2 separate regions of the Homo sapiens genome follow, and region 1 is linked to region 2. Evidence: read pairs that join two places in POLR2A ChIA-PET (ENCODE). Cell type or tissue: GM12878. All regions are shown on one strand. Each heading gives the region's core, and the rest is flanking DNA. Links, peaks and the distances in the headings are about the cores only.

Region 1 (5,256 bases), core at 257-5,256, 90 kb after region 2:
CCGTGCAACCCATGTATACTACGAAAAATATATTGAGAGGTTTAAATGTAATATGTAATTTTAAAAAATCTATGTATTCCTTTCTATAAGAGTTAAGTTAATCTTATATTTTTTCTCTAAATAAAAAGTGTCATTTCTAGAGCTGGGCTGTCCAACTGACAACAATTAAGCCATATATGCAATTAAAAATCTTCTAGTAGCCACATTTAAAAAGAAACAGATGAAATTTTATCTAACCCAAAGTATCCACAATATTATTTTAACATGTGACCAATGTAAAATATTACTGATATATTTCACATTAGTTTTTAAAATCTGCTGTGTATTTTACACTGAAATCACATCTTAATTTGGGCTAGTTTCATTTCAAGTGACACATTTGGCTAGTGGCTACTGTATTAGACAAGATAGTTCTAGAAGATAGTACTGTATTTTTTTATACTTAAATAGCTTGCTAACAGAATAGGTTAACTTAAAAAGAGCATGGCATTAAGCAAGATTAATCTTATATCAAATAAAGGCATATCTCAGGTTTAAATCATTCAAAAATTTTAAATTATGCAAACATTCCACACTGCTGAAAAGCCTAAATTCAAAATAAAAATTCCAGTAATTTAAAAACTGCATATTACTGATCATCTGAGGAAATAAGGGAGATGGGGACCCAACCACTGCTGGTAGGAGTGATTTTATTATAACCTCTTAGAAAGTAACAGGCTTTCCCTCTGACTTAATAACTCTACTTCTAAGATTTGATCCTATGAAAATAATCAACAATAAGGTCAAAGAATTATGTACAAACTTTTTCACCAAGATGCTCTTCTATGATGGTAAAATCTGGAAAACCCACATTAGTGGGAAATAGCAGAGATAACTTGAAAATGGCATTCTACACAGTCATTAAAAAGCATGGTTTTTTTCATTTTGTGGTGTTTTTTTTTTTTTTTTTTTTGAGATGAAGTCTCACTCTGTCACCCAGACTGGAGTGCAGTGGTGTGATCTAGGCTCACTGCAATCTCCACCTCCCGGGTTCAAGCAATTCTCTTGCCTCAGCCTCCCGAGTAGCTGGGATTACAAGTGCCTGACACCACGCCTGGCTAATTTTTGTATTTTTAGTAGAGACGGGGTTTTACCATGTTGGCCAGGCTGGTCTCAAACTCCTGACCTCAAGTGATACTCCCGCCTCGGCCTCCCAAAGTGCTGGGATTACAGGTGTGAGCCACCACACCCAGCCAAAAAGCATGTTTTAAGGAAAATTTAGTAACATGGAGAAATGCTCACAATTTAATAAGTAAAAGAAAGATCAACGCAATATGATTCATATGTATATGTATGACATGCTCACATATCCACAGTAAAAATAAAACAGGAAGAAAACCAAAATATTAACAGTTTTCTTTTTGTAGTATGATGACCAGTGATATTTTTCTTCTATTATCCCTCTTAACATGTATTTATTGAGTGTTACTTTGTGCCAGGCATTAAAACAGAAGGGTTCCTGCCATCATGGGCACACCCATTTTCTTTCTACTTTTTTTCCACATTTTCCCAAATTTTCTATAATAAGCACATTATTTTTTCATAATTTTAATAACTGGAAAAACATAATATGATGTAGATAATGATTTGGGTAAATCAGTTGCCAGGGGACATTTTTGGGTGAACTGGGGAAGAATCTGAATATGGCCTTGAATATTAGTTTAGATGACTAAACTGACTTAAAACAAAAAAAACTACAAAACACTACAACAAGTCTTCATTTTGGTAAAAAGTACACATATATATTAAAATGTGTAGGAAAATATGCATTATTATATAAACTGTAACAGTGAGGGATTTGCTTTTTTTTGTTGTTGTTGAGACGGAGCCTCACTCTGTTGTCCAGGCTGGGGTGCAATGGCATGATCTTGGCTCACTGCAACCTCCACCTCTCAGGTTCAAGTGATTCTCCTGTCTCAGTCTCCTCAGTAGCCAGGATTACAGGCGGCCGCCACCATGCCTGGCTAATTTTTCTATATTTTTAGAAGAGACGGGGTTTCACCATGTTGGCCAGGCTGGTCTCCAACTCCAAACCTCAAGTGATATGCCCGCCTTGGCCTCCCAAGGTGCTGGGATTACATGCGTGAGCCACTGCGCCTGGCTGAGGGATTTTTTTAAAGTAATTTTTCCAGCCTGGGCAACATAACAAGGCCCTGTCTCTACTACTAATAAAAACAATTAGCCAGGCATGGTGGTGTGCGCCCGTGGTCCCAGCTATTTAGGAGGCTGAGGCAGGAAGACTGCCTGAGCCCAGGAGGTCTGTGCTGCAGTGAGCCATGATCACTCCACTGTACTCCAGCCTGGGTGACACAGTGAGACTCTGTCTCAAAAAAAAAAAAAAGTGATTTGTTTTTTTTTGCTTGTCTATTTTCTATGATGCTCCTGTATGCCTCTGCAATAAGACTATTTTAAAAAATTTAAATATGTATACACCCACTATTTACTGAGCATCTATTACATACAAAACTGTGGTAGAACTGAGTAAAAGGAGTCACAACCTTAAAGAAACTTACAGCTAATTAAGGAGAATAATACAAGAGAACAGCAAAAATAATGCAAGATAGAATATAAACATCACTGAAGTAAAATGTGGCTACCAAGATTCTAAGAAAAAGATCACACTTGATTGGGAAGAGAAGGAATGGTGAAAAAAAAAAAACTTCAAAAAGGAGAAAATTTGAAATAGGAAGGATTTAATTGACAGAGGAAATGGTAGTCATTAAAGATAAAGCATGGGGCCCCTATCAAGGAACAGTAAGACACATAATAAAATATGGTTAGAACACAGGATATATGAAGGGTACAGGCAGTAAGCTGGAAACATAGGTTGCAAGGGCCTTGAATTTTCAGAAGGGAGTGCCTCTGTAAGCTTTCTGAGTTTAAAAATGAGGGAATTATTGCAGATTCCAATTCAAGAAACTGTCCTACCACTTCTCATCTCTACTGCTACCATCTTGGTTCATGCCACTACCATCTCTTCTTAACTCTACCAGCACAATTCTCTCCTGACTCTGCTTCTATTCTTACATTCCACTCCTATAGTCTATTTTCTATATAACAGCTAGACAGATCCTTTTACAACATAAATTATCTTACACCTTTACTCAAAAATCCTGCAATGACTTACCATCTCCCACAGTAAAAAGCCTAAGTCATTAGAATTTCTGTAAGGACCCTAAAACACTGCCCCTCTCACCCTCTAACTCTGATCACAATTTGTACTACTCTTCTACTTGTTCACCCTATTCTATCCACCCCAGACTTCTCTGCCACAATTTCTTGACTATTCCAGGCATACTTCTGTCTCTACCACTCTTCTTATTTGCTTCCCCTTCTTCAGGTTTAAGCCTTCTCTGACTCCACTCTATATAAAACAGCAAGCCCCACCAACCTCCCTTACTACTGGCTCAAAGCAAAAAATTCACCACTCCCTATCCCCCAAAACTGATTCCATTTTTCTGATGATACTTAACATCATCTGCCATTATTGCTATTGCTTATTTTATTGCTATTTGCTTATTTGTCCCAAATATGTACACAAATGTGTGAGTACATACATATATACATAAAGAAACTGAAGCTGTAGGAGGGCAGATTTTTTTTCTTGTTTGCTCATTTCAGTATCCCCAGCACCTAGAACAGGGCCGGACAAATAGCAGGTGCTCAATAGATACTTGTTTTATGAATGAAAGGAAGAAGATAACATGCATGGTGTCAGTAGATATTTAATTGAAATGGTTTATGGTATACTGTAAATATTTACATAAATAGAACCTACAGTAAATTAATTCTCATTTACTGTGTAATTTTCCGATGGGAATTATTCACAAATACAGTGCTAGTAAATTAACCTTTAATTAATTAGCAATCTATCTTTGCAAGGTTTATCTTCAAGTTAGCTATTTGGAACAAGGGTGACAGTGACTGACAACCATAGGATGGAGTCTTAAATCATTATTTCCCTCTTCTTCTCAATTATCCCAAATCAATAAGCAGTGATTCCCCACCTCCTTTCTTCCTCCCCACTTAGTTCTGACCTTTTCCCTTTTCTTGGGAATAGGTCTAATCCACAGACCTATGAGCCCCTACCCTAGAAGGGAAAGGCCAGAAATAGACACTAGGAGTGTGACAAAGGGCTGTTAAATGGTTGCCAGCAATAGGGAAGAGTCCAGGCAAGGGAAGTTAATGCAGAGGAATCTGGAGAGGCAAACAATTCTTAATTAAAAACATTTTTTTAACTTAGAAGCTCCTTGTATTTTAAAAGAAAGTCAACACAAAATAATACTAACTCCTTTCCTGTCCTTTTTTTAAATATACAATGCTGAAAGAAGAGTGATACTTTATATATGTTTTAAAGTTAAATACCTAAACTTTTAATTTCTTTTTTTTTTTTTGAGATGATGTTTTGCTCTTGTTGCCCAGGCTGGAGTGCACTGGCATGATCTCAGCTCACTGCAACCTCCGCCTCCCGGGTTCAAGCGATTCCCCTGCCTCAGTCTCCCGAATAGCTGGGATTATAGGCATGTGCCACCACACCCGGCTAATTTTGTATTTTCAGTAGAGACGGGGTTTCTCCATGTTGGTCAGGCTGGTTTTGAACTCCCGACCTCAGGTGATCTGCCCACCCCGGTCTCCCAAAGTGCTGGGATTACAGGTGTGAGCCACCATGCCCGGCCTTTAAACTTTTAATTTCATTGTGAAGAACTTCATGCAAACCTTAGGGAGAAAAAAGCCATAATGAATGAGCCAGTAACCATCACCCAGGTGTGTTAAATCTTAATCTCTTAACAAGTCAACTTCGGATTTTTTTTAAGGATATAAAGATATGTTTGTAAACCCATGGGCCCCTCCTAGATCCTTCATCCCTCTCAAGTTCTCCAAAGGTCACTTTTAGTCTGACTTGGTGTTTATCATTCCCATGCATGTTGTTATACTTTTGCTACATATTGCACAAATCACAGACAATACATAGTATAGTTTTGCATGAGACTATATAAATGGTCTAGCAAACGGATCTGTCACTTAACAGCTGTTTGACCTAAGGCAAGTTACTTAGTATCTGTGTGCCTCAGTTTCCTCTCTGAAAAATGAGGGATACTACTACTTACTGCCTTACAGGTTGTTGTGTGGATTGAGTTAGTACACTGTATATAAAGCATTTAGAAAACTATCTTGCTCATAGGAAGCAATATATATGAGCAACATATATACTGCTCA
Region 2 (5,502 bases), core at 312-5,311:
TCACTCTGTTGCCCAGGCTGGAGTGCAGTGGCATGATCACGGCTCACTGCAGCCTCCGTCCCCAGGTTCAAGTGATCCTCCAGCATCTTGATTAGCTGGGACTACAGGTGCTCATGACCACGCCTGGCTAATTTTTCTTATTTTTTGTAAAGCTGAGGGCTTGCTCTGTTGCCCATGCTGGCCTTGAACTCCTGGGCTCAAACTAGCCTCCTGGCTTGGCCTCCCAAAGTGCTTCATGTATTATTATTATTAGCTGAAGTTTATAGTTTATATCAGAGTTCACTTTTAGTGTTGTGAGTGCTGTGGGTTTTGACAAATGTATAATGGCTACCATTATTATAGTGTCATCCAGAGTAGTTTCACTGCTCTAAATATCCCGTGTTCCCACAATTCATCCCTCGCCCCTCCCCAGGAACCCGGGCAACCTCTGATCTTTTCACTGTCTCCACAAGTTTGCCTTTTCCAGAATGTCATATACTGGAATCATATAGTATATAGCCTTTTCAGACTGGCTTCTTTCACTTAGCATTACACATTTAAGGTTCCTTCATGACTTGATAGCTTGATCGTTTTTTAACCGTGAATAATATTTCATTGTCTGGGTGAACCACTATTTATTTAACCTTTACCTGCTGAAGGATATCTTGGTTCAAGTTTTTGCAATTTTTTGAATAAAGGTGCTATAAACATTTATGTGCAGGGGGGACATAAGTTTTCAGTTCATTTGGGTAAATTCCTGAGGGTGATCGCTGGATTATATGTAAGAGTATGTTCAGCTTTGCAAGAAACTCCCAAACTGCCTTCCAATGTGTGTGTATCATTTTGCATTCCCACCAGCAATGAATGAGAATTCTATTGCTCTTCAGCCACTTCAGCATTTGGTGTTGCCAGTGTTTGGGACTTTAGCCATTATAATAGGTGTGTAGTGGTATCTCATTGTTATTCTAATTTGCAACTCCCTAATGACATATTATGTTGAGCATCTTTTCATGTGTTTATTTGCCATCTGTATGCCTTTGGTGAGATGTCTGTTCCGATCTTTGCTCATTTTTAATTGAATTGTTTTCTTATTGTCGAAGGGTTCTTTGTGTACTTTGGATAGCAGTCCTTTATCAGATACGTGTTCTGCTAATATTTTCTCCTAGTCTGTGGCTCGTCTTTTCGTTCTCTCAACAATGTCTTTGGCAGAGAAGTTTTTAATTTTAATGAAACTCAATTTGTCATTTTTTTCTTTTATGTATCATACTTTTGGTGTTGTATTTAAAATGTCATCACCAAATCCAAGGTCACCTAGATTTTCTTCTGTGTTATCTTCTAGAATTTTTATAGTTTTGCTTTTATATTTAGATCTAGAATCTATTTTGAATTTTTTTTTAGGGGTGGAGTCTCACTCTGTGGCCCAGGCTAGAGCACAGTGGTGCAGTCATAACTCACTGCAACCTCGACCTACTGGGCACAAGCAATCCTCTCACCAAGTAACTGGGACTGCAGGTGATCACAACAGCTTTTACAGTACATCTTGAAATGGGGTAGCGTCAGCCCTCTGACTTTGTTTTCTCCTTCAATATTGTGTTAACTGTTCTAGTCTTTTGCCTCTCTACATAAACTTAAGAATTGCTTTGCCAGTTCCACAAAAGAGACAACTGGGAGTTGATTATGATTATATTGAATCTATAGATCAAGCTGGAAAGAACCGATATCTGAACAATATTGAGTCTCACCATCCACGAACATGGAATATCTCTCTATTTATTTAGATCTTTGATTTATTTTACCAGCATTTTATTGTTTTACTCATATAGATTTTGTACATGTTTTGTTAGATTTATACTAGAGTATTTCTTATTTTGAGGTGCTAATGTAAATGGTATTGTCTTTAATTTCAAATTGTAAAACATTCAACATTTTAACATTCCAAACATGAATCAGTTCACAATCTGACCCTCGAAATTTATTTTTCCCACTGAACTTAGACTCTCAACTCCTTCTCTAGCCAGACCTGCCCTCTGAGCTCACTTTTTCCTATGTGTCCCTCACTCAGTGCCCTGTCATTGCACCACCTTTTCTGAGCTGAGACTGCCACTCCAATCTCAGTCCTGCCTCCATTCCTTTGCATTAAATATGCTCAGCACCTCTATCTCTGTATTACGTTGAGCTCTCTGAAATTACTGTTTTTAGACCAAAAAGGGTTAAATATCTAGACTAGATGAGATTCTACTATGTCTCACTCCTTCTCATCCTCCAGTTCTCAGCTGAAATGCTCTCTCCTCAGAGTAGCCTTCTCTGACCACTCATCCCAGCCAGACATATCAGTCTGTTCTTCTCCAGCATTTGTCACTATCTAAAGCAAGGGTGTCTAATCTTTTGGCTTCCCTGGGCCACATGGGAAGAAGGAGAATTGTCTTGGGCCACACATAAAATACACTAATACTAATGATAACTGATGAGCTAAAAAAAAAAAAAAAAAGGAAAAAAAAACTGCTAAAAAAACTCATAATGTTTGGCCAGGCATGGTGGCTCATGCCTATAATTACAGCAATTTGGGAGGCCAAGGTGGGCAGATCGCCTGAGGTCAGGAGTTCGAGACCAGCCTCGCCAACATGGTGAAACCCCGTCTCTACTAAAAATACAAAAAATTAACTGGGTGTGGTGGCACATGCCTGTAATCCCAACTACTCAGGAAGCTGAGGCAGGACAATAACTTGAACCTGGGAGGCGGAGGCTGCAGTGAGCCGAGACCATGCCACTCCACTCCAGCCTGGGTGACAGAGCAAGACTCTGTCTCAGGAAAAAAAAAATCTCATAATGTTTTAAGAAAGTTTACAGATTTGTGCTGGGCTGCATTCAAAGCTGTCCTGGGCTGCACGTGGCCTGCAGGCCACAGGTTGGACAAACTTGATCTAAAGCTATCCCATTTATTCATTTGCTTCCTTGTTTCTTACTGTTTTTCCTCCTCTAGCATATAAACCTCCTGATACCAGGGGTCTTGTCTTGATCAACAAGCCCCTCAGAGACCAGCTGGTCTGGAGACCCCAGATACTTGTCCCACCCTAGGGAAGGGGAAGCACCCCTTCACCCCAAACTTGACTGATGTCATATTTCCAATGAGCTCTGTGTTTAGGAATGAAGCCTAATTTACCTGACATAGAACAATAGGGAAACATGATATTTCTGTCCCTAAATATTGAGGACCAAATTTGTAATTCCGTGATTGTGTGGTTGAATAGTAGCATGGATTGTTCAAATAAGGGATTCTGTTGGATGCAGAGGGGCTGAGTGAGAATGAGCTCTGGCCCAGAGACACCCATTTGTTTCCTTGGCTACCACCTCCTCCAGCCTGTTCTATGCCCAATAACAGAACAGGCTTCCTTACACCCATGGTGCTTCTCCAGCTCTGACTCTGATCTACAACTTCAGTGGCTCCCTATTGCCACAGGAAATATTCATTCCCCTTCCCATACCTTCAAGGCCCTGCTCTCTCCTGCCCCACTGACCCCTCCTGGAGTCGCTGCAAAGAAGTCCCCTTCTTTCCCCTCTGTCCATCCTTTGGAGCTCAGATTAAGCCCCAGCTCCTCCAGGAACATTCCCCATCCTCCTGCAGTATGCCCCCGTGTGCCTCCTGTCAGTGTCCCAGTTAGTCCGCTCAGCTCTCAGGGTTTCTTTGAGAATGTCTGGGGCCTGTTTTAGAGCTCAGGCTCTGGAAGAACAGGAACTGAGTCCAGAGACTGCGCACCAGCTTGTGAGTGTGACTTGTTGAAGTCAAAGGAAGAGAGGCTGACAGGCCTCCCAGCCAGAGAAGAACTTTGTAGAGGAAGTCTCTCCTTCGTGGGGACCAGACTCCCAAGAACATACCAGCTCAGAGAAGTCGGGTGTGGTGCCCTCGAGGGGAATCCATGCAGCAGTTCCTCCCCAGCTTCCTCCCCTCCCCACCCTCAAGTGCGGAGCCAGAACCCAGCTGACTCAAGTGGCAAGAAAAAAATGCCCCCTCCCCACCCCCCCGCCAAGCTGCTGCACATCTGTGCCCAGACAAAGCCAGCTATTAATCCTTGCCTTTGTGTGAGTGTTTGGGTGTTGAATTCCACTTGGATCTGCTGCCTTTTGGAAGGGGAGATTGGAGGGGATTTAGTGAAGACAAAAGGAACCCACTATGGGGAATGGTGGGGGGGGCAGGGGAGCTAAGAAACCCAAGCGCATTCACTCTTAGCCTGGTGAGGGTCCTGGGAGCCCAACTTTAGCTAGAGCTGAGTGGGGCACCTGAATTCCCAGGGTCTGAGTCCCGAAAAGGGGCCACTCCCCGGAATAAAAATACCTGTTTCTCAGGGCCTGACAGCAGCTCAGCTTGCCTTTCACTCCAGATGCTGCCCAGGGCAGTGGCCCCAGCCTAACAGGGCCTGACCCTTTCAGACTGGAGAAGCCCATTGCCCAGGTGAGTCCAAGGGGGACAAGACAGGAGGAAATAGGGACTAGGAAGGAGTCTGGAGCCTCAGAGACTGAGTCCAGATGGAGAGAGAATCTCAAAGCCACCAGAAATCCCCAGCTGAGTCAACAACACAGCAATAAAGCCAGAGGGCCTGTGGCAATGTGGCTGCTCAAGGCCTGGGTTGGGCTCTCGGGAAGAGTTCTTGGGTACCTGGTCAGGCAAAAGTTAAGTGTTCAGGGAAAACAGTCCACACAAATTCTATCTTTGGCTCAAGCATCAAACACATAGAATAGCCCAGAACAGGATGACAGTGTGTGTGTGTGTGTGTGTGTGTGTGTGTGTGTGTGTGTGTGTGTACAGGGTCTTAGAATGGTGGGCAAGTCTGTGGGCAGCACCGCCCCAGCAGGTGTTGTTTGATTAACTTACTTAGCAGAAGCTCTGGTCTAGTTACCAGATTGCTAGGAGAGCAGGCTGGGGTATGAATTGAAACACCCTGATCTGCCCCTCCTACTTTGTTAATTTCATTTAGAAAATGAGATTTCCCCATCTGTGGGTGCTTGATTCTAAAGCTCACCGAGCTGTCAAGTTATACCAAGTACAAGTGACTTCAACTCTATGTGGGTGCGGAGACACACCCCCCAAAGCTTCCTCCCCGTTTTCCCCGTTATCTGAAATGTGTGGTCATGTCATGTCATTCATTCATTAAACAGTTGGCCAAACTACTGCACTGCAGGGCCCAGTTCTGGTTTAGCTGCTGGGCAGCAAATGCAAAATGTGGTTGCCTATTGACACTTGTATTCAACTAAGCTTCTGGGCTTGTTTAACTGTGTTCTAAATGGTGTTTGTACATCCACAGCTATTTTATTCTTTCTCTACCTTAACTCTAAAAATAAAAGAGTAAAGTAGAGGCATTCATTCATTCATGTATCCATTCCTTCAGGAGAGGAGAAGGCAAGGCTGGCTCCAGTCTTCTCCAAACTCTTTCTTGGTCTTTGGGGAAGGGAACTTAGGACTTACAGGTGCTCCACCTGCTGTTGTAAAGGTGCCCTCCTCCCATCACAGTTTCTGAGGACCTGGTCCCA

The links. Peaks named below come from ENCODE experiments on the same cell type or tissue, not always from the same donor. Only the 100,000 strongest peaks of a DNase experiment are listed, where the experiment ranks them.
Region 1: POLR2A ChIA-PET joins it to region 2 with 10 read pairs; 10 of 35 experiments call an interaction of 5 or more read pairs at or near these places.

Annotation. Positions count from the first base shown.
Region 1 is chr2:64,526,758-64,532,013 of GRCh38, reverse strand. The region is part of intron 1 of AFTPH (aftiphilin); the gene reads right to left. Among named protein-coding and RNA genes, the nearest start is that of MIR4434, 3.9 kb to the right of the region's middle. In GM12878, for the core only: no CTCF peak of the experiment used is centred there; no DNase peak of the experiment used is centred there; H3K4me3 peaks cover 2,892 bases; H3K27ac peaks cover 1,608 bases.
Region 2 is chr2:64,616,316-64,621,817 of GRCh38, reverse strand. LINC02579 (long intergenic non-protein coding RNA 2579) reads right to left here. Exons shown (of 4, transcript NR_034023.1): 4 at 5,336-5,502. Among named protein-coding and RNA genes, the nearest start is that of LINC02579, 12 kb to the right of the region's middle. In GM12878, for the core only: no CTCF peak of the experiment used is centred there; no DNase peak of the experiment used is centred there.